3 separate regions of the Mus musculus genome follow, and all the other regions are linked to region 1. A link is a loop called in an ENCODE intact Hi-C map of the cell type or tissue named here. Cell type or tissue: heart. All regions are shown on one strand.

Region 1 (8,000 bases):
GGGAAGGGGGAATGGAGGGGGAGAAGAGGGCGACCACTGTGGCCCCTTTCTGTTAAAGAATTCTCAGTTTAATGAGTACCATTTCTGGAGTTTTTCTCCAACTCCTCTGAATTAGAAGTTAGAAACTAGTTTTATAGTAGTTCTCTTTTATAACCTGAGTATTCACTGTTGTTACTGGTAGTCACCAGTTTACTAACAAAAATAGATTTTTTCCCTAGCAATGTGGACTTCTGGTATCCTAAAGGAAAAAGGAATTCCAGAAATACTAGACATACCTGCACAACAAAGGCTTGGGGCTGAGCAGCTACTAACAAGTCTGACATTAAGGTCCCCCTCTCCACCACTCCCCATCATTTTCTATATACTGAAGTAAGTGTCAGTTGCTACTTAGCTTCTGAAATGGGGAACCTAAACAAAGACCAACAATCTTTCTTAATAGAACATAATGTTTATGATTTAAAATGTAACCATATATGAGTAATTTTCATCACCTAAGGAGATAAAATAGACCGTGATAACCTCAGGAGAGAAAATTCTGCCACTGTTACACAAGCCAAAGTGAAGTAATTCAGGAAAAAAGTTCATGTCTACTGTTATCAACAGAAAACAAGCTTCATTTTACTAACAATTTAAAAAATATTTTCATCCACCCATAGGCAGAAAGTAATACAGTAATTCTTTCTTATTCGCTGAATTACATGCTGCCACAAAGTAAATGCTGTCCTATTCTGATTACAGAATGAATGAGGACAATTTCCTTATTTGCTTACTGATTTTATATTTGTCTTCCCTGTGTATCTTGTGTGTGTGTGTATGTGTGTGTGTTCCTGTGGTTGCATATGTGTATGTGGAGGCCGGAAGTCAATGTCCAGTGTTATTCCTCAGGAGTAAAGCAGGCTAGGCTGGCAAGTTAGGAAGCCCCAGGGATTCTCCTGCCTCTGCCTCCCCGTGCAGAGATCCCAAGCATGTGCCATTGTGCCCCAGGTTTTTACTGAGTTTCAGGAATCAAACTCAGATCCTCATGCTGACAGTAAGCTCTTTACTGATTATGTCATTTCCTCATCTCTGACTTTATATCTTTACCATGTAGAACCATTCTCATACTTAAATGTTGAAGAAAATCCTTACTCATGTCTAGCTTCCTTCTATTCTTTGCAAGGTTAAAAAAATTATACTACTTCCTAACTGGAATGTATATAAAGCTGTTGCGTTAAAAGCGGTATCAACTACCTTCCAGATTTAAAATCCTGTGTACATATACAGGTCTTCTCACCTTTCCTCCAAAAACTACTTTGTCTAGCTAATATGCTTTCCCTAGAAATGGAAAACACTAAACTATTGAATCCCACTTCGTTTCTATCATCACTTCTAATGTCTTGAAACATATCAATAAACTGATTTCTAAAAACAAGTGCAATTCCCTTTAAATTAAGAAAAACTCAGTTGTCTTTCAAAAGAACTAGATGAGCCAATTATTTTGTAATACAGTAAGTCTTCCCCAGCAATGCCATCTCATTAACTTACTCATCACGGATTCTCAAGTTTACAGGTAACATTTTAAAAATCAATATCACCACTGAGTGTTAAAGAATATTACACAAAACTGAATCAGTGTTACGACTGCTTCAAAACTGTAGTTACTAAACACTCAAATGCACAGATGCCAATAGATTTTTATTATTTATTCATTTTTTTTTATAAAGTAAGATCTTCTAACAGTCTACCAAATCCCTAACACACACAATGACCAAATCACAAAATACATTTCCAAAAGTGAAGGATTACAACCAAATATTCAGGTACAAAGAGTTACTAGAGTAATAAAGATTAGCTGAAAATCTAGATCTTGAGTTTCATGGTATTAACTACATATGAATTAGATGATCTGGGCTTGAACTCTGCTTGTTATTAACAGATTTTTTTGTTTTTTCCTGACAACTTTGTGCAATGAAAGGTTTTGCTACCTGTGGCTGGTGAGCACTTTTGAAAAGTGTGCTTTTGACTAGCACAACTGAGAAACTGTGCTTTCTTAATTTTAATCAACTCAAAGATTCTATGTGTAGCTAATGGAACATGTTGAACAGTAAAGTTATTCACAGATTTTGAAATACAAACTTATCAACCAGAGTTTTTCAAAGTATCATGCCCTATTGTTAATATCAGCTAAAATTCTGCTGATACCAAATGATACTAAAAGTCAGCATTCAGCCTAAGTAGAATATTCACTTTTTAAGTGAGAATTGACATTAGCTAGACTCAGAACTTAAGTTTTAATTGGTAGAAAATGACATAAAACATTAAGTTTTTCCCTATCGTTTTTGTTAAGCTTGTGCCCACTTTCTGATTGGTTTCCCTTCAAATCTGTTCAGTATCTCCTATTCAGAAAAACAATGGCAAAAGGGGTACTCAAGCATTAATAGGTTCCCGCGACTCCGTAAAATCCACTCGTTACTTTCCCTTTTCTTTAAAAGAGACAAACACTGGGGAGCGTCTGGTAATTCACCTTCTCGCCTTTTTAAAAGGGTAACAAGCGTTCATTCAGACATAGTTGCGATTTCATTGGTAGATACAGAGTTATTTTTCCCAGCCCACAGTGTACTGCAGTCTTCTGAGCACTTCAGGTGTTCTTTGACAAGCTCTTCCTAAGTCAGGAAAACTAAACCAAGATGGTGCAGAATATGCCAAGAGAAAACCAGCCTGGGAATATGCACCGTAACAACCAGTCCCCAGCAGAATCCATCGGCACCGGTGGGTTTGCTTTCGACCGCCACTACCTCTCCGCAGAGACGGTGCGGTGGACCGTGAACCGCCCCGCGAAGCGAACCCGAGGGCAAGGTCGTGACCCCAGGTCACGGCCGCCGCCTGCCCCGCTCCGACTCCGCACCGCAAAGCCACCTGTTAGGCCCGAGCCTCACCTGGCAGGAAAGAGGAGGCGCCTACCCGGCAGCGCGCCGGACGCGAGGGCGGCGAGCGCAGAACCCGCCCCTGTGGCGGCGGCCGCGATCCCCCGGCGGCACGTGGGTTTCTCGGAGCTGGGGCTGCACTGACAGGCGGACGGCCCGCACGGCTGCCGACCCGGGACACCCTCTTCCCTCGCTGCCACCGCGCCGACAGGGCGCCCGGGCGGCCCACGCCGCTGGTCCACCCTCCTCCGACTCCTCGGTGGCGCGATCCCGCCCCGCCGCCCCTCACCTACCTGGTCGCGGAGTTTGAGGAACGCCATGGCGGTCGCCGCTGTTCGGCCACTACCCGCGCCCGGCGGGTAGGTGGCCGGCTACGTTGAAGAGAGCGCGGGCAGGGGGCGGCGCCGCCTCCCCGGCCGCCCGCCGCCGCCGCCGCCGCGAAGAGCCCCGCCGGTCCCGCCTCCTCCAAGGACTCCCGCCCTCTTTCTTCCGTCCTTTCTCTCGCTCTCTCCCTCTAGCTCTCAGCCACCTCCCACACGCAGCCGCCGCCTTCGCCGCCGCCTCACACCCCCTTCCCGAAATACCCCAGCAGCCCCCGCCGCCGCGCCGCTCCAGCCCGCGGCCGCGGCGGCATCCAAACTCCACTCCACAATATTACCACCACCGCCCGCCGCGATTGGCGGCCGCGCGGGGGAGAGGCCAGAGTAAGCCGAGCGCCCATTGGCCACGCCACCGCGCTCGCTCGCTCCCGGGCTCCGCCTCTCCGCGGAGGGAGGGGCGGGGCACAGGAAGCGGCGGCGCGCGGAGCGGGCGGGCCAGGTGGCGGGGCGTCTGGGCGCGCGCCCCGGGCGCGGTGGGCGGAGCCCGGACTGGAGGTGGGGAGGGACGGAAACTGGGTACCGGGTAACGGCCCGGGATGGCACGTGGAGGTGGCGTGCACAAGCTCAGCTCAGTCAGGTGCGGAGAAGGCAGCCGGAGCCGGTGCGAGCCAGGGAGACCTCCGGGCCGATGCTGCTTTCAACAGAGTAGCGAGGGCAGCGGGGAACCGGACTCGCACGTGGAGCGAGAGTGAGAATGTCTCCGCGGGCTTTGGGGGAGACGTGGTCACCGGGGGACTGCTGGCACGCGAGACTGAAGGGTGTGGTCTTCATAGCCTGAACAGGTTGTGACCGCGGAACATTTCTCTCCAAAGCGCCCCTTTCAATCTTGCATGTGTTTTTTTTCCCCCTTTCTTCTTTATCATCAAAAGGGTTTTTGCCTCCCACTTGAAAGAAATCAATTTTTTCAAAAAGATGTGCAGGATTTTCAATAAATAGCATCCTTGGATGGAGAAGAGGAATGACTCCCTCGCCCTGGCACACACACCCACGCCAACCCACAGCTCAGAAAAGGCTTTTCTTTCTTAGGCAGCCGCACACTGTTACCATTCCAGGCTTGTGTGGGAGAAGATTGTTGTTCTCCTGTGTCTGTCAGCCTGGGCGGCTCCAGCCCCTGATTAATAAAAGGTACAGATGGTTAGAACACAAACGTGAGATATCGGGTTGGTTTAAAAAACAAAACCAAACCTCATCTTTTCCCTGCATTGGTGTGTCTCTTGGGACAGACTTTATTTAGAGAATCGATTTGAGCCTAATGGCAGTCTAGAAAAATGGGGATCAGTGCCAGGACTGTCAGTTTATTATAATGCTATTATTAAAAACAACTCTTTAGCCCCATAAGAACAGAAAATATCAAAGTGCAAGATCAAATGCACTAAGAGCCTTCTGATATCTCTTAACATAACTATGCCATAATTCTGCTGAAACAATTGCTTTTCTAAAATTACATTTTTACCATGGTTGGTATTTGCTACTTTAAAATGGAGGAATTCTCATAACTGATGGAAGAGGCTTAGCCAGAAAAAAAAAAATGATTCTTGCTTTGCATTTTCTTCAGTGCCTAATTTCTTTCTGCATCAACTCTGGCCGATGAAATGAGAATTCTGTCACCCCATGTCTCTTTATCAGTGCACTGAAGGTGAATGAATTAGCAGTATGAAAGACTTTGACTTCTCCAAAACAAAGGTGTTATGACAACATTACTAAAATATTTTGTGATTATAATTGTCCATGTGCTACAGCCAATCGAGTTTTGCCTTCCTCGAGGATGAAAGATTTACTCTCTTCTACATGTATGCCTGTTTAACACTGGATGTTGACTCAGCAATTAATACGACTGAACAAACACACAGCCTCAGCATGCTCTCCTCTGGGTTAAAGTTCTAGGATTTAAAAGCACAACAGGTACTTGATTTGGAACACAGAACAAACTGATTTTGGGTAGCAAGCAAGCGGTTTAGAGGGTATGGGTTGAGATAGTGGACCAAATGTGTATTTCAGTGTATTAGGATTGAGGTGATAAAATTTCCTAATGAAGAGTAATTGATTAAAGTATCTTACAGCATTCCATCTCTGCATTAGAGAGGGTGTGATCTTGCTGCAAAGGTTGTTTCAGTACTAGGTGGGCTCACCTTTCTCCATCTTGAACACTTTAACATCTTGTGTGTCTTACTGTTTATTAAGAAGAAAGGTTAGGCATATTACACAGCCTACTCATATCACACAGTCAATCAAGGTAGTAATATTAAAAACTGGGAGTTCTTTAGGACCACTCAGATTCAAAATTAGTATTTTAACAACTATATTTTCATAGCTGTTGAGATAGTAACAACTATTGATTCTGGAAAAAATAGAAAAAATTAAAAATATTTGTGTTCAAGTTTTATTAACATCAAAATATATTATTATTCCTGCATCTGTTAAAATGTAAAAGAGCTTGGCCAGGTATGGCAGTATATGCCTTTTGTCCTAGCACTTGGGAGTAATAGGCAGGTGGATCTCTGTGAGATTGAGGCCATCCTGATCAACAGCAAGTTCCAGGCTGGCCAGGAGGCTATATAGTGATACCCTCTCATAGATAGATAGATAGATAGATAGATAGATAGATAGATAGATAGATAGATAGATAGATAGAGTAAATCTATATTCCTGAAAAGTACTACCTACTACCCCAACGGGACCAGACTGGCCAGGAAGCTACATAGGGAGACCCTGTTATAAATTAGTAAATAAGATAAATCTATATTCCTGAAAAGTATTACCTACATCATACACATAACCAGTGGGACCAAAAATTAAAATGGTGTCAATAAAGTCTCTTTCTTCTTCCTCTTCCTCCTCTGTGTTTGTTTTTATGAATGTGTGCTGTGTGCAACCTTATAGAGGCCCGACAGGATGTCTTCCTCAATCGCTTTCCATCTTTTTTTTTTTTTCAAACAATGTCTCTCACTGAACATGGAACTCCCTGTTGTGGCTAAACTGTCTGGCCAGCAAGATCTGGAATCCAAACTTGGGTCCTCATGCGGAATCATCTCCCAAGTCTTGCGTGTGTCTCTTTGTCTGTATACCACTGATACTCCCTGGCAGCCCTCTTCACTCATTAAGTACTTCTCCGTCATAGAGTCAGGAGTCCTAAGAAGACTCAAATAAAGACTAACTATGTGGTTAAACCCATGAGCCCATGCCTCAGCCATTCACTACTGCCAAGTCTGAGAATGGGTGACAGTCTCCATCAGAACTTCTGTCCAATATAAATAGCACAGATACCATCACCAGGGAAGTTGCTGTAAGCTAATCACCACACAAGATTTTATTTCCTAATCTACTACATGGTAGACACTAAGTACCTTCTTAGATTCCTTACCTAGTGTAATTTTCATTAACCCTTTCATATTGCTGCCTAAAGGAGCTAGCTGTGCTCAGAGTTACCCACCTAACCATTGGCAAGACCTGATGCATAATGCCCTTAAAAACCAGAAAAGCAACTTTTATGATAGGAAATAGACAACTATGAGGGGTTCTTTTGAGCCAGATAATCCCTACTGCACAAAAATGATTTTTCTGAAGAATCAGAACTACCAATAAGATGCAAATGATGGACTGTCAAAGCAGCAAAGTAAGTTCGGAGCCGCAGGAGACACGACAAGAGCCAAGTATTTATCTAACGGAGTTTAGAACGTGGAGAATGGAGAGATTAACTGGAAGCCAATACACAAAGATAATGCCTGCATTTTTCAGACTAGAAGAACACCATGAATTAAAGGAAAAAATGAAGTCTTCCTTTAATTAGAAATAAACTTAAAAATGAAGCGGATAGGTAATAGATAAAGTCTAGAAAACCACGCAGAATACAAAAATGTTAAACTTCTCACTGAAGAAAGTCAGACTTACCTAAAAGGAATGGCAGTCCACTTGTCAGCAGATATATCAGCAACAATGAAGGTGATGAAAAAAGTCTCTGAAATATTGTGACTCCATAACTGAAAAACTAGTTCATCCATCTGTCTGTCTATCTACTAGTCTTTCTTCCTTTTGTTGTTTGTTTGTTTGTCTGCTTGTTCTGTTATTTTGAGACAAGGTTTCCCTGTGTAGCTAGCTAAAGAGTCCTGGGACTCTAGACCAGGCAGACCTTGAACTCAGAGATCTGCCTGCCTCTGCCTCCTGGGTGCTGGGGTTAAAGGTGTGCCCCACCACTGCCACGATTAGTTAAACTATAGCTCAAGAAAAAGGGTAAATATGTTTTTAAATTCAAACTCACAGATGCTCCTTGAAAGAAATCCTAGGCGCTGATGTAGCTCAATTGGCAGCATGCTTGCCTAGTATGCACAGTCCCTGGATTCCATTCCCAGCATTTTACACACTAGGTATGGTGGTGAATGTCTAAAACCCCAACCCTTGGGATGTAGAGACATGATTATCTTCAGTGATTCATTCTCAGCTACATATGGTGTCAGGGCTAGCCTAGGTTATAAGCTGCATCCTTAAAAAGAAGGAAGAAATCTTAAGAATATAGTCTATCAAGAAAAATAAGAGGTTAAATCCCAAGAAAGAAATGAGATAAGGTTAGAGATGAAAGAATAAATGAATGAGTTAGCAAATATCTTGGTCAATCTAAAGGTGTAGGATAGATAGATAGATAGATAGATTCTGATATTTTAGAAATTAAAAACTAAATGCAATTAAACTACTAGCCCTTGGAATACAATAGATTATACTAGGA
Region 2 (8,000 bases), 99 kb after region 1:
GGCCTGTGTTACCATACCCAGCTCTCTCCAGCACGGTTACAAGGCTCCACACTGCCCTGGAGGTGTCAAATGTTCAAGTGTCGGAACCTGCTATGGAGTGTGTGGGTTCAGCACGACCTATACATTGGATGCTGGCTTAAATGAGTGTGGGTTCTTGCTGTTTAGCTCAAGCTGAAAGGAATGAGATCTGTTTCTTGGGGAACAGCTGGTGTCTTAGTCAGTGTTTCTAAGTCTGTGAAAAGATACCATGACCACAGCAACTCTTATCAAGGAAAGCATTTAATCGAGGCTTGCTTCAGTCAGAGGTTTAGTTCATTGTCATCATGGCAGGAAACATGGTGTCATACAGACAGACACAGTGCTGGAGAGTTAGCTCAGAGTTCTACATCTGGATCAACAGGCAATAGGAAAGAGAGAGACACTGGGCATGGTGTGAGTACTTAAAACTCCAAATCCCACCCCCAGTGACAGACTTCCTCTAACAAAGCCACATCTTCCAATCCCTGCCAAGCAGTGCCACTCCCTAGTGACCAAGCATTTAAACACATGAGTTTAGGGGGGCATTCCCATTCAGACCCCTGAAGCTGGTGTCTTGCTTTTCTCCAAAAATTTCTCTGAGACGGGGGGTTCTCTGTGTAGACTTGGATGCCCTGCAACTCACTCTGTAGACCTGGCTGGCCTTGAACTCAGAGCTCCACCTGCCTTTGTCCCCTGAGTGCTGAAGTCACTGCCACTGTAGCCACCATCACCCACAAAGAGCCTATTTCAATAATTTTGGGGTTTTTTTTTGATTAATAAAGCAGATGAAGTCACAAGAGATATTCACGTTTTTATTGTCTAAGAGAAGAGTACTGCTGGAAGGAATGCAGAGAAGAGGGAAGCCTTGATGTCCTTGGCAGGAATACAAAGGAGCACAGCCCTCTCAGAGATTCCTCAAGAGATTAGAACTTCTGTATGATCCAGCTATCCCATGTCTGGGTTATCCAAAGGGACTGAAGTCAGTATGGTGAAGAAAATAAACTTTCTATACCCCCATATATATTGGAGCATAAATCACAGAGCCAAGAAATGGGCACAATATTAGTCTTCACCAATTGATGAATGAATAAAGAAAGTGTGGTGCATCTACGTAATGGAATACTATTCAGCCATAAAAAAGAATGAAATGTTGTCATCTGTGACAACATGGATGGAACTGGAAATCAATATGTTAAGTGAAACAAGCCAGATATAGACCGGTTAGCATCATGTGATCTGACTGACATGTGGGCTCCGAAAGAGCTGGTTGCATAGAGGTTGAGAATAGAACGGGGTTTCCCATGGCCTGGGCATAGTATGGAAGGGAGGAGTGGGAGAAGATAATGAACGAGTACTAGGTTACGACTAGACAGGAGCAAGGGTGAGTATAGACGACAGTAACAAACCACACACTTCAAAAGACAAGAAGAAAGGATTCCAAACATTTGACTATCTAGAATTGATAACTGTGTTTTAGGAGATGAAGATGGTTAGCCCAAGGTAAGTGTTACTTGATTGAGATATCACATGGTACCTCGCTAATACAGGCACCCTACATGTATCACTTAAAATAGATTTAATTGGAACCAAAGGAAACAGTCAGGGCCTGCAAGGTTCCCAATAAACCAGAAAGTAACACATCCTATGAATAGCCAGTCTGTTCTTTGATTCGTTCCCTGGTTCTGTCTAATCATGGTGTTGCCTGGTACTCAGAGAAAACTGTTGTCTTTGCCAGTTGTCCAAATAGTGGAAATTTCCCAAATTCTTTGCTGCAGTTTCTCAAAGTCAGTGGACATATGCTGTCTTTTGAAAAAGCTGTCTGTTACTAGGGGAGAAGAGAAATAAAGGGGAAAGAGACTCATAGGCAGACTTGCTGGAATGGGTAGCAAAGGCTTCCTAGAGACATGAAAGACGGTGACCACAAGGATCAGGCTTGTCGTCATAAATCTGAGCCCCAAAACACAACCTGTAGGTCCCTAGGTCTCAGAGATATCAAGACAGGGAGGAAACTAGTCACCATCAGAGCATTAGAACTGGGCTCTGCCACAGGCTGCCGCCACCCTCCCCCACTTCCTTGTCTTTCCTTCTCTGCAGCTCCTAGAACACTGTGTCCTCGAGCTGCTTCTTCCCCCACCCACCCCCGTGCCCACCCCCACCCCCATTCCCACACCTCTCTGTCCCTCTGTTGAGTTCTCTCCATCCACTTTCTCCTTTCTCTTACAGTAAATATAGGAACACCACCTGCAGACAGCCTCACCCGGGCTGCACCACACCATGGGAGGTCACATCACCGGAGGTGTTCACGTGCATTCCCACAAGGCCTGCGGATCTCCATCGCTGTATCATTCACTGACTATACTGTTTGTGGCTTTGGGCCTGAAGTTCCTCCGGGCCTCATCTTTACATACCTGAATCAAATCCAGTGTTGGGTCACATGAGGCAGATGGGGCACTGACTTTCTAATGAACTCTTGAATGTAGCCTTGGATGTCTTCAAGAGAAGCAAAGCCACCAAGAAGTGTGACAGTGATGTGAAGGACCCAGCACCTTATTTATGATCCCGAACATCTACTAGACATCACACACTCATCTGGGACAAGAAACTGTCCCAACAAAATGCTTTGTTCCTGACTAGAATAGAATACTCTTTAATAGCACCAGGTATTTTATAGGGAACAAAATCTATAACTGACATGGGATAAATGTGTGTCTGTGGTTATTGTGTTTTGTTTTGGATGAGGAGTAAGTAGAATTATCAGCTACATTACATGGATTTTTTTTGTAAAAAATTAAGTTTCTTTGGTGGTAAAAATGGGAGATACTAATTCTGTTGTTTTCTTCATCTCTCCGGGTTTAATGGGCACCTATTGTATGCAAGCTAGTGTCTTAGATGCTCCAGAAACACTAGGGAGGAAGATAGGCCAGATACTGCCTTTCTTACGATTAGTTTCTATGGGGGAGAATGATAATAAAGCAATGAATACCAAGAAGACACCAGCTACGATTTCCCCCATCTCTAGTACTCAGAAATGCATTCTGAGGAGCAGTCTAGATCAGCAGTTCTCAAACTGTGGGTCGTGACCCCTGGTGGGGGGTGTCAAACCATATCTTCACAGGGGTTGCATATCAGATATCCGGTGTATCTGATATTCACATTTTGATTCATAACACTAGCAAAATTACAGTTATGAAGTAACAGTAAAAATAACTATGGATGGCGGTGTTAGGAAGGATGAGAACCACTGCTCTAGATGGATTGGTGGGAGTATGTCCTCTGCAAAGAGGTCACATACACTGACTCCAAGTGACAGAACACTTTAAGGAAGCAAAGACATGCAAATGTGTCCCAGTGCAGGGAGAGATGTGAGATTTGTGTTGTCTTTCGACTTATTTTTCTATGTCTCTTTCTGGGTCCCTGTGACAAGAAGAAAATGTCTACTTTATTTACCAACACATGCACAGTGCCCACACGCAGCTCCTGCTTGGCACACAAATGCTCAATATCTATTAATGAATAACAAAGGGCCCTTGACCTACCATTCCTTTTTCCCCAAGGGCAGAGCAGGTCGGTCCTGCGGGTATGGGCTGTGCCCATCATGTGGGAGAATGGAGAGAGTAGGAAGCTGGTTTCCTCATAGAGCCTGGCAATGGCAGGCTTAGGAATCTAGGACTGCCTGCCTGAGGCCACGCCTCTGCCCGAGGCCACGCCTCTGCCCGAGGCCACGCCTCTGCCCGAGGCCACGCCTCTGCCCGCCCTTGTACAGCTTCATGTTGAGGCTGCTTGTTTTCTGAGCTGACAGGAATCTGAGGCAGACTTGGTTGAATTCACCTGCAATCTTCTGAAAGTGTGACCAGGGTCTTAGCTACAAAGTAAGTTCTGGGTAAAAGGAAGCTTCTGATTGAGAGTTCAAATGCCCCTAAAGCCAAGACAGGTAAGAAAGCCCTTGGCTGCCTCCTGCGGTACAAGGATGGGAAGAGCTAGCTGATGTTCTGTTCTGGGGTAGCTGGATCTTTAACCAAATGACCACCATCATATCTGCGTTAAAAAAAAAAAAGCCAGCCACACCTTTATGCCTAGCACCCTGGAGGAAGAGGCAGGTGGATCTCTAGGAGCTGAAGGCTAAGCTTGGTCTACATAGTGAATTCCCAGACAACCAGAGAGCTATACAGGGAGACCTGCCTCAAAAAAGTGCTCCCCCCAAAAAACCCAAACACACACACACCAACTGCTGGTTTTAGGCAGGTTTGAAATATTTGAGGGCTCATTTCTTGCCATGTGTCTTACTTACATTTATGCCTTACATCTGTTTTGTAAAGTCCCAAGATATTTCAAGTCTTAAGGCCCTGTACTGGTATCTCAAGTTCTACCCGTATGGATTCAATGTGGCATGTTTTGCTCTTTCTCCAAATGTTTGAAGTGGGTTTGTCTCATTTACCTAATGCAATGTAACAAGTGACCTCAAAACTTTGAGGCTTAAAATAACAGTGGGTTGTTTCTGACCGGGTGGATCTTCTGCCTTAAGCTAGGGCGGTAAGGATCTGAAGTCTCCTGGAAGCCTGACCCGGGTCTGGGCTGGGGTTGGAACGGCTGGAATGCGGATGTTTTAGGAACTGGATGGACCTTGACTAGGAGTTGAATCAGGACTGTCTGCTGTGGACCTTGGTTCTTCTCTTCGTGGCAACTGCATGTGGCTTCCTGTATCGCCTCACAGCCTAGTGGCTGGCTTCCAAGAAGGACTATGCCAACAGTAAGCATTCCAAGATGGAGGAAGTGGAAGCTGCCAGAGCCATTAAGGGTCAGCTTGGAAACTGGCCAAGTATCACTTCCTCTGTATTTTATTAGTGAAAGCGCTGAGGAGCTGGCCTGCAGTTCGTGTAGGAGAGACCTGCAGAACAGCCTCTCCGAGGAATGTGTCCATCTGGGTCATTCAAATCGTAGTTGAGGATGTTTAAAAATAGCTGTTCTTTTGTTATCTCAGATAAACGAAACGTGAAATAAATAACCACGTGGCCCAGCAATCTCTCTTCTGGGTAAAGGGGTCGAAAGAAAGGCCTTGAAGATGCGTCTGCATACCCATGTTTATAGCTATGTTATTCACCATGGCCAAAAGGTGTAATGGGCCTCTTTTCCATTGGTGGGTGCATGGCTAAACAAAATATGATGCTGTCTTCATTCTTTTGGCCTACTATAACAAAATATCAGTGACTGGGTGGCTTATAAGCAAGAGAAGTTTGTTTCTTAATGTGATGGAGACAAGGCAATCTAAGATCTAAGTACAGGTAGATTTAGTTTCTGGTAAGAGCTCTCTTTGACTTTTCTCGTTACAGAATTTTTACACGGTGGCAAGTGTGAGCAATCTCTGTGTGGTATATTTCAATTCTACACTTGTCCCTTGTGATCCATCACCTCCCAAAGTCTCTGCCTCCTAATATTACTAGGATTTGTAATATTGGGTGCTAGGATTTCAGCATATAAATGTGTGGAGGAGACAAATGGTCAGACCACTGTAGACCTGTGTATACAGGGGCATATTGTTTATCCTTAAAATGAAGTGAAATTTGTAATGTGGATGAGACTGGAATGGACCTATGTTAGGTAAAAATAAGCTAAGGGGAAAGAAAAGAACATTGTGTGAGTCTCTTGATGGGCGGGCGGGGCTTAGAGCAGCCAAATCAGCAGACAGAAAGGACAGAGGTTACTAAGGGCTGGAGGAGAAGGGAATGGAAGTGACTGCTTTGGGTGTAGTTTCATTTGAGGACATAGATAAAAAATATTGTAACTGATTAATCTGCTGAACTGTACACTTAAAATACTTCAATGGTGAGTGAATTCATTATACATTTCTTATAAATGTACACAATAAAAACATTGTTCTGAATTATGTGTGAATATGACATTTTGATGTCACCTTTTTTTCCAGTATATTATAGCCATGTCAGCACTGACTTGTGTTATAGCACTAACTCCCTGTGCTGTTAAAAGGCTGTGGGCCAGAAGTGAGGGTACCTCACTTGGAAGCCTGTCATCTTGCAGACTCTCAGGCTCACTACATGTACTGTATCAGACCCTACAGCTTATTCAGAAGCCTGGATGCTGATGTACTTGCTCATGTGTGAGAAACACAGAATTACTTAGGCTTAGTGCTATGCTTTGTTTGTGGACACTCAAGTAAACAAATACATACTAGTTGTATTTTCCATTTTTCATTTTGGGATCATTTAACATTACTTAAACCCTTAAATATTTTCATTGGACTTTGAGATGTTCCTGGTCCTTGACACTGTGCCAGGAATGTCTGGGGAATGCCATTAGTAAGTCCTGGACACAGTCGCATCCTCTCTGGTCCTAACGCCTGTTTCTCCTCTCTATGGCTGTATTTCTTCCCATCAGCCCTCTGGTTTCCACTGGACTTCTTCCCTTTAAGGAGACTGCGAGGGAAGACTGAGACAATCGTGGCTGGAGCACGCCTTAAAGCAGACCTGATTTTTCCATAGGACACCTTGACCCAGTTCACAGGTGAGGGAGGCCAGGCCTTGTTCTTTCAGTGACTGAGTGATAGAGTTAACTGTTAAGCCTCCATTTCTTTCTTTATTATTATTTATTTATTTATTTATTTATTTATTTATTTATTGGTTTTTCGAGACAGGATTTCTCTGTATAGCCCTGGCTGTCCTGGAACTCACTTTCTAGACCAGGCTGGCCTCGAACTCAGAAATCTGCCTCCTGCCTCTGCCTCCTGAGTGCTGGGATTAAAGGCGTGCGCCACCACACCCGGTTTAAACCTCCATTTTAAACCACAACAATTTCCAGGAGTTTACCATGAATGCTGGAAACCACACATGTTAGTCTGTAGTTTAGTAGATTTTCTTTTCTTTTCTTTTCTTTTCTTTTTTCTTCTCTTCTCTTCTCTTCTCTTCCTTTCCTTTCCTTTCCTTTCCTTTCCTTTCCTTTCCTTTCCTTTCTTTTCTTTTCTTTCTTTTTTTTTTTTTCCCTTGGTTTTTCAGGCAGAGCTTCTCTGTCCTGTTCTTGGCTGTCTTGGAACTCGCTTTGTAGACCTGGATAACTTCAAACTCAGAGATCTACCTGCCTCTGCCTCCCAAGTACTGGGATTTAAGGTGAGCACCACCATTGCCTGACTATTCAGGTTTTCATATGATCTCAGACCCAAGGCCTAGATTCAGTAACAGTATATAATTGCTTGCTCCGATCCGGGGAATCTTCCCAGCACCACCAAGACCACACTGCCAGGTTTCTACTTTTGTAAATAGAATGAGGCAGAACTTTTTTTTTAAAAATAGCTAGAATTTTTAAAGTCAACTTTAAATTTATGAGATTCCTTATATTTCCAGTTTGGGGCTTTTACAAACAGCAGGTGGATATATCCCAGTGTTTCTGTGGGGAAGAAATTCCTGTCACATTTCTGTGTTCTGACCGTGGAATGGCTGGGTCAGAGGGGATGCCTAGGGTTAACCAAGCCATTTTCCATACGGTTACTCCCTCCCGTCCTAATAAAAAAGTGAATGTTCCCACCTCCTTTCTCTCTGAGGAGTCAGGACAAATTTCAAGCAAGACATTGCCCACACATGTAAGATTTACAAATTTCCATCAAAACGTTAGTACCAACACTTCAAACACAAACGCTCCAACTCCTTGGTGGCGTGGTGGCAGAGTGGAAAATCGAAGGATCAGATGACAGCTAGAAGGGAGGATGCAGAGGTTCTCCTTTGTTGCTGAGAGGGCTGGGGAGCCTTTTGCAAAAGCTGCTGCCAGTCAGGCTTGCCTGTCTTTGCAGGGCTAATTACCAAGCATTTGGGCAAGCAAGGGGGGTGGGGGTGGGGGGCGTGTGCACAGTGATACCGACTGAGGGAGCCATCACCAGGCTTAAGACTAATTAGAAATGCAAAGCGCTTAAATGCTCAATACCACCACCACCACCCGACAGGAAAAAACAAAAACAAAAACAAAACCTAAATAAATGACGA
Region 3 (8,000 bases), 61 kb after region 1:
GATTAGTTTTAAACAGAACATAAGCCCTACCTCTTACAAGTTTGGGAGCAATCAATCAATGCATTTGACTTGTGGAAATATTTGTCACTGGTTTATAATGTTAGTCACTTTCTCAACAATGACGCCAATGTTTCAGAGTGTGGCTTTGCTTGGAAACCTGAGTTTTTGCATCCTGCGGCAAAGAGCCAATTATTAGATTTGGGGTGGATGAGAGGGGGGCCTTCTGTGAAATGAGAGGAAACGCTGTAAAGGAGGACGAGGACCTACTCTCTCTCTCTCTCTCTCCCTCTCTCTCTCTCTCTCTCTCTCTCTCTCTCTCTCTCTCTCTCTCTCGCCCGCTCTTGCTCTCTCTCGTCCTTAGGGAACAGCACAAACGAACATGGAGAATTTGGAAATTACTCTCCTAAAACCAGCCAGGATTCCACGTGGAAAGTTTTACTCTTGGTACTTGCAGCATGCTCTTTGGACAGGCGACATAGGTGAACTTGGGAACCATTAAAAATGCAGAATTGAAGCCCCAGCCCAGACCCATCGAGGCAGAACCGGCAATGAGCAAAAGTTGAAGAAAGTCCTGGTCCAGCTCTCCTCTTGCCTAGCCTTGACTGTGTGCTTCTCAGGGAAGCAGCAGTTTGCAACTTTAAATCTCCAGGGATTCACCCAGTGCAGTTGCCAGCAGCCAGTGGGGCTGCCTGCTGTGGCATTTTTGACTCCGCACACCATTCTGAAACTGCCTATGACAAGCCGTGAGGACCCTGAGTGCTGGTGGCTGATAGTGTCATTTCCCTTTACTAGTGAACAGATTTGGGCAAGAGATCCTTATGCATCCACTGTCACTAGAGCATGGATTTTGAATTAGTGGATGTTAAGATTGGACAGAGCCACCTGTGTCACAGAGAGGCTTCCTCTGATGATCACCTTGTGAGTATTATGACTTTGTCATCAGGAGGACTAGAAGCAGAATATCCCACCCCCTACCCATACACACCAAAAAAGCCATTCAAATAGAGGGTCAAAGGTTGCTATTTCTAGCAAGAAGACTATGGCTGACTCTATTCTAGAAATGCTTTTGCCTCTCTCTGCATTTCTGTTGTGCTGGCAACTGTGCTATTCCAGCTTGGCCTAGCCCTCTGCCTACCCTCTTGGCCTTGAATTTGCTTTTCCTGTGTGTGGGATTCCAGATCAGAAACAAGGGTGCCTGGCGCCAAAGCCTCCCTTTTGGGTGTAAACACATGAGTGTAGGTGAAGTTTGGACGGCCATGAACGGTCTGTGGGAGGAAGTGTTTCTCTGACATTATTTTACTTTGTCTCTACACCAAGAACAATCACACTGTACATAACAAGGACAGCTCAGAGTTCAAATCCTGCCTCTGTACCCACACTCTTGGGGCTTCTATGTGTCTCTCGTTGGCCTGCAACCTTGCCAAGTAGGCTAGGTTAGCTGGTTGGCAAGCTCATTGGAATCTTCTATCTTTGCTTCCCATTTCTCTGTCACTGGGATTAAAAGCATATGCCAACCTGCCCAGCTTTTTTATATGTGTTCTGGGGATTTGAACTTGTGAGACAAACACTTTACTGACTGAGCTATCTCTATACTGTTCCCCCCTCCCCCCCCCCCCGAGTTGCAATTTATTTCCAAATGCATCACAGGTCACAGACACACTGGGTTTACTCTTCTTCACTTCACATTCCCATCTCTAGAAGGACTTCGCTGTCTGGGTTGTGGTGACATCAGTGATGACATCATGATGTCCTGCAGGAGAAACTTGGGCATCATCACAGTCTGATGGTTAAGTCGAGGAGAGGGGCCAGCGAGATGGCTCAGTGGGTAAAGGTCCTCGGCGCCAGACTTGACAACCTGAGTTTGATCCCTGGGACCCAGGTGGTTGAAAGAAAAATCAGATTCCCAGAAGTTGACCACTGAACTCCACCATGCGCATGCACACAAAATAAGTAAGTCAATAAATGTCATGGTTTTTTAAGTCAGGGAGAAAGCTAGTTAAACGTCTGAGTTCTGACTCACTTTTTCTTTGTTTCTGGGTCTGTCAGTTCTTCAGACCCGGGATTCTTACACTCAAGTTGTCTGTTTCCCTCAGGCAACCGTTCACTGCTAGGTCCAGGATCAAAACCTGGGAGGCTGGGAGACTCGCTTAAGGGCTGTGGAACTCTTGAATGCGCTCCGTTTCCATATCATTTCTGGTTGCCAGCTAAGTGATCATCATGTGCTTTATTTTTATGTGACATTTTCTAGAGATTTTGTAAATGATGGGCTGCATCCATCTCTCAAACCCTGCAGAAATCAAGCTTTGTAAATGTAAAGACAGCAGGAGGGAGGGAGGGAGGGAGGGAAGGGAGGGAGGGAGGGAGGGAGGGAGGGAGGGAGGGAGAGAGAGAGAGAGAGAGAGAGAGAGAGAGAGAGAGAAACAGCTTCCTAATGAGAAAACCATGAACATTGTATTTTCAATATCTAACTCCCCAGTTTGAATAATTCATGGGAAAGAAATCCTTTGAACTAGAAGGGACTGGGCCATTTTAATGAAAGCAGAGGTTGGAGGATGTTTCAGAGCTTGGGTCAACACCACTGCTTTTCATGGGGGCTGAGACACTGAGAGAAGTTAGCCCAGCACACCCCGGATCCAAGGACTTGGGTTCCTCGGTCTTGAATGTTCAAGGTCCCAGAATGACCATAGGCCTGACTCACACTAGAACCTTATAGCACCCCCGTGCCTTGCACTGGCCCTCAGAACTTGCCACAGAGACACCAGAGGGAGGACAGTCAGACCCAATGCCCTGCTCTACTGTACTGGCAGGACATAGATGTCGCAGGGAGGTTACACCTCTTCCATCTCTTTTCCAGTCGTCAGGGATGCGACCCAGATGGTTCCTACTCCAGCATATATTAGAGTTCCTCTAGCATGCTTAAGCAAATCCTGAGGCGCAGAAGCCACCCATACCAAGTAAATCAGTCTCTGCCGGGACCAAGGCCCAGTCACAGCGGGTGCCGACTCCCCCCCCCCCCCCCCCACATCCCACACCCTTAGGTTTGAGAAACCCTGGGTGTTTGCTTCCTTCACTCTCTCCTTGTTGCCATACTCTTGACTGAATTCCTCTTATTCTCCATTGCTGTACCTCTTTCCATCCTTCCTTTTTAAACAAACAAACAAAAAACTTTTTTACTTCCATTACTTCAGCCTTCTCTGTTTCCTTCCTGCCAACCCTTGGGCCAGAGCACTGTAGCCTCACAGTTTACTGTGGGATGCTTCCGCAAGCCTTTGAAGATAGTGGCTAAACACAGCCTAGCGATTGCTCGCTCGTCAGCTCCTACCCCCACCCCCTCAGCTGGGTGGAGTCTCTGGCCCCTCCCCCAGCCTCCCCAGGGTCTCCTCAGTGTCACCTCTCCTCACGCCTTCCTCCAGCCTCCCTCCGTAGCTTCAGCCCCCATCACACAGGAGACTGGACCAGAAGACCCTGTCTGCTAGGGGAGCTTCGGGTGGCTGCTTCAGTGACTCATGCTCCCAGCAGCCTTTCTTCATCTCTTGCTGGCTAAGTGTGTGGGTGTGCAGCAGGCTCTTCCCAGGCAATGCTGGCAAAAAATAAAACTTCTCAAGATCCGATCTGTAGACAGATTGCGAGGCCGCACAGCAGTTCAGAATTGCTGAATCGGGCTCTGTCCACCCACCTACACCCCTCACCTCGTCCCCCAGGGAGTGGTGGGTCAACTTCCCCTGAAGTTGTGATTTGTTCAAAGCTGCCTAACTTCACGGGGAGTAGCAATCGTAGTAAAGGTGGCACTTTAAGATAAACCAATGCACAATTAATCACTGGCCTTTCAACGTAGGACATTGTTCTTGTCAAGAGTAAAATTCAAAGGGGAGGTCACCTCTGCTAAGGGTGCGTTGTGGGCAATGGAGAGAGCTGAAGAGAAGAGAGGAGACAAATAAAACGTTATAAAAGGCGTTGGGGGTGTAGAAGAGGCGAAATGACAGCTGTGTGTTTAACTTCCCAGGATTTAAAGGTCTGAACTATTTGTCCAGCCCTCTCTAGGGCCTCCCTCTTGTAGAGCCCATATTGTTTGAAGTGTGCCCTTTGACCCCCAAGGCATTTGGCCTTCGAGCTTAGCAAACAGGATCTACACAGCTGAAGCTCCTTCCTGGGTCTGTTTCCAGGCCCTTGTCACTTTCTCGCTCCCCCACTCTGTCTCTCTTGCTCTCTCTTAGAAACATAAGTAACGATTTTTAGGTTTGGGTTTTTTTCCCCCCTTACGGCTATGTAACGAAGTAAATCCAAGTTTTCAGTCTTTTGTCAAATAATAATGAATGTTACTGATAAAAATAGCACCAAAAAAAGATGAACAGCAGCTAAAACTGTCCAGGGAAAAATGGTTATCAGTGGAAATTGCATGAAGAACGCAAGATGTGGATAGCCGACTCTGATCAGGGAAACTTGATTGACATTATGGCTGGAGAGTAAAAGTTTTAACAGCAGATAAAATTGGGGATGCTGACAAATCAAATTTTGTGGAAAAAAATTGGTATTGATGACAACTCCAGTAAATTAATAAACAAAAAATGTTAGGAGCTGGCACTGACCGATCAACAAATCCTATTCAATCCTACTTGTTCCAGAGACTTCCGTCCTGGTAATCTACCATGCGCTGAGGTAACCATCAATATGTTACTGTTGTCAGTTTTCTGTGGGGTTAGTGTGGCCCCCAAACAGCTGCCTGTCAAAGCAGCACCAAGAGGTGGGGCTAAGAATTTGTATTTCTCTTCTTTAAGTTATTTTATTTATGTGGCTGGAGAGATGACGCAATGATTAAGGACCTCTACTGCTCCTGAGGGGTCTGGAGTTTTGTTCCCATCACCTGTATTAGGTGGGCCCCCAAACACCCCTAATTCCGGCAGTTACCTCTATTCCTATACACATACACATAAAATACATTTAAAAGGTATCATTATTATTAGTATTACTATTACTATTATTATCGTGTATTGGAGGCTGTTCACATTGCGGCTGACTAGGAAATAGAGCAGTAGAAACCAGCATCCGAGAGAACCTTAGAGTAGGCCCTTCCTCCCAAAGGTTCCGCAGCATCCCCGAAATAGTTGCACCAGCTTGGAAACAGTGTCCCAAACAGCCTGTGAGGGACATTTCCTACCGAAATCATAACACCAACCCTGATAGCACTTTGATCTGGATTTCTGGCTTCCAGATCTATGAGAAAAACAACCTTCTGTTGTGTAAGTCTGTGCTGTTTGTTGTGAAAACACTGGCATTCTCAGTCCTTACAGTAAGGACACCCACAGGATTACCTGTGGGTAGAACAATGTGATCTCTAAGGCATGCTTTAAAATACTCCAGAGGTAAAAGCAGGAAATAGATAAACAGGACTGGTTAAGAGACAGTGACGTGGGAGCTGGGTAGACGGTACCAGAGTACCATATACTATTCTGTTCTGGTGTCCAGTGTCTGAATAAAATGCCAAGCGAATTCTGTTATTTACTTACTTATGTTTATGTTGCTGAGAATTTAACTCAAGACTTTATACAGGTGAGGCAAGTATTCTACCACCGAGCTACATTCTCAGCCATGTGTGTGTGTGTGTGTGTGTGTGTGTGTGTGTGTGTGTGTATAAAAATTGGCACTACAACATAAACTCAGGCATGTCCAACCTGCAACCCATGGGACCTATACATGCCAGCATAGCTATAAATGCAGCCCAACACACTTATAGACCACAATGTCATCTCATCATGGCAAAAGGTTGACACTCCTGAAAGTGATTTCGATGCATATTCAAGTATATGATTACCACAGAAATTTTCCATAGCCTTGTGTTCTAACTAGACTGCTGTGGTCTCACATGTTTTTATTTTTACTACCACTGATAATAAGTGTGTTTTAAATATATGTTTAGAAGTAAAACATTATCAAAATATAACAAGGCAATAGAGAAAGAAATCAAAACTGCAGTTAGTAGAATTATAGGCATGACATAGCAGGCAGGGAAGGAGGAAGTGTCTGTGTCTAACACATAGTATTCATAACCGCAGGCTTAGAATACTCACCCAGCTCTGTGAAGTAAAATCTAACATTCTTAATTCTTTTTAAAAAATCCTTGATATGAATGAATTTGCAAGATCACACGATAGAATGTGGAGGAGCTGGGATTTGAACTTGTGTTATTTTCCTTTTCCATGATCTCCTGCCTAATACTGAGCTATAAAGGGCAGAAGAACTCCAAACAGGACAAGGCCAGCTTATGTATCAATCTTGTGTCTTGGGCGCAATAGTCCAGGGATGATTACAAAGACCTTGTGGGCCTCCTGCTTCTACCTTGGCCTTGCCTCCGTTGTTTCTTTCTAGCCATATGCTTTAAGATTGCTGCATTCCACACACAGTCTGGGAGTAGGAGACCCCCCTGCCGACCCCCATTGATAAAACAAGAGCCACCCACATTCCAAAACCAGGTGCTTCCCCAGCCCACCTTCAGTGACTCCCGTCAGTGGCCATGTCATCAACAGCTACTAGATGTGACACATTTCCACTGTGGCCAAGAGTCTCATAGTTTCCTTATATGCATGCACCATATATCCTTTATAAAGACCATGCCTTAAGGGCCTGCCCCTTTCCTTTTCCATCCCAGCTCAGAGGTAGCCTGTTGAGGGTTGGTCTTTTGGCCCCCAAGGCCTGGTTGCTCCCAGGAATGAGAGAATCTGCAAGTGCAGTGTGTCCTTGCTCCTTCATTTAAAACTATTAGTGAAATAAAAATGCTGGCAGCTAATAGCTGGACAGAAGAGACATAGGTGGGGCTTGGGGTTCCTGGGCTTGGGGTCTGAAGAGACCACTAGGAGAGAGAGGAAGGTAGAAATAGGAGAAGACTCTATGGGGTAAGAATCTCAAAATAATGGCCATGATGAGAAGTCAGTCAAAACATGTCAAGTCATCTCCCCCATACTCTCCTCTGAGGTCTGTTGAATGCTGTGGCTTTGTGCCATTCCTCAGTCCCCAAGGAAAACAAATAGACACACACACACACACATACACATACACACACACACACACACACACACACACACGCTGGGCAAGGTGGCACATGCCTTTAATCCCAGCACTTGGGAGGCAGAGGCAGGCGGATTTCTGAGTTCAAGGCCAGCCTGGTCTACAAAGTGAGCTCCAGGACAGCCAGGGCTATACAGAGAAACTCTGTCTCAGAAAACAAAACAAAACAAAACAAAACAAAACACACATGCACGCACGCGCGTGCGCATGTGCTATGGAATTAGCTCTCTGTGTGGCTGTGTGGCTGTATTTCACAGCGCGAGGCAAGCGAGCCCTTGAAAGCCAGATTTTGTCATTCCCCTACTCAGAAGTCTCTGGGAGCTCTTCTCTCTGCTCTCTGACATGTAGACCTCAGGGCCTTTGCAGTGATAGTTCCCTCTATGTAGAAGGCTCTTTTGCCAGATAATAACCTAAAATTCCTGTAAGGCTTTATCAAATGTCATTCCCCATGAGGCCCATCCTGAAGGCCTCTTTTTAAATTTCAGCTATCTCTATCTCCTTCTGTTACATTCAAATCTATACCCTGTTCACTTGTTTCTCCCTTAGCAGCTATTTCTTTTTAACTCAGTGCACAGGCTTGTCAACTTGCCACAAGCGGAAGTCATCACAGAAATAAAGTCTCAGTAGAGGAAATGCCTTCATGAGATCCAGCTGTAAGGCATTTTCTCAGTTAGTGATCCATGGAGGAGGGCCCAGCCTGCTGTGGGCAGTGTCATCCACGAGCTGGTAATCCTGGTAGTCCTGGGTTCTGTAAGAAAGCAGGCTGAGCAAGCCAGGGGAAGCAAGCCAGTAAGCAGCATCCTCCATGGCCTCTGCATCAGCTCATAACCAGGTTCCAGCCCTGCTTGAGTTCTGTCCTGACTTCCTCTAGTGATGGACTATGATCTGAAAGTGTAAGTCAAATAAGCCCTTTCTCCCCCAACTTGCTTTCTGGTCATGGT

What was found. Hi-C counts contacts between places; a loop is a spot of excess contacts. Peaks named below come from ENCODE experiments on the same cell type or tissue, not always from the same donor. Only the 100,000 strongest peaks of a DNase experiment are listed, where the experiment ranks them.
Region 2: it touches region 1 in a loop (2.6-fold over the local background); 7 of 42 quality-filtered maps call a loop at or near these places.
Region 3: it touches region 1 in a loop (2.0-fold over the local background); 8 of 42 quality-filtered maps call a loop at or near these places.

What each region holds. Positions count from the first base shown.
Region 1 is chr14:31,827,131-31,835,130 of GRCm38, forward strand. Ankrd28 (ankyrin repeat domain 28) reads right to left here and starts at 3,285. Exons shown (of 28, transcript NM_001024604.2): 1 at 3,197-3,285. The coding sequence starts at 3,223. In heart, a CTCF peak has its summit at 3,390; a DNase peak (open chromatin) is centred at 3,671; H3K4me3 peaks cover 2,660 bases; H3K27ac peaks cover 2,043 bases.
Region 2 is chr14:31,925,823-31,933,822 of GRCm38, forward strand. It overlaps LOC102640059 (a long non-coding RNA gene), which reads left to right and starts at 2,748. Exons shown (of 5, transcript XR_874500.3): 1 at 2,748-4,765; 2 at 6,409-6,534. In heart, no CTCF peak of the experiment used is centred here; a DNase peak (open chromatin) is centred at 4,849; H3K4me3 peaks cover 563 bases; H3K27ac peaks cover 924 bases.
Region 3 is chr14:31,888,265-31,896,264 of GRCm38, forward strand. No RefSeq gene overlaps it. Among named protein-coding and RNA genes, the nearest start is that of Gm36164, 21 kb to the right of the region's middle. In heart, no CTCF peak of the experiment used is centred here; a DNase peak (open chromatin) is centred at 3,437; H3K4me3 peaks cover 958 bases; H3K27ac peaks cover 1,608 bases.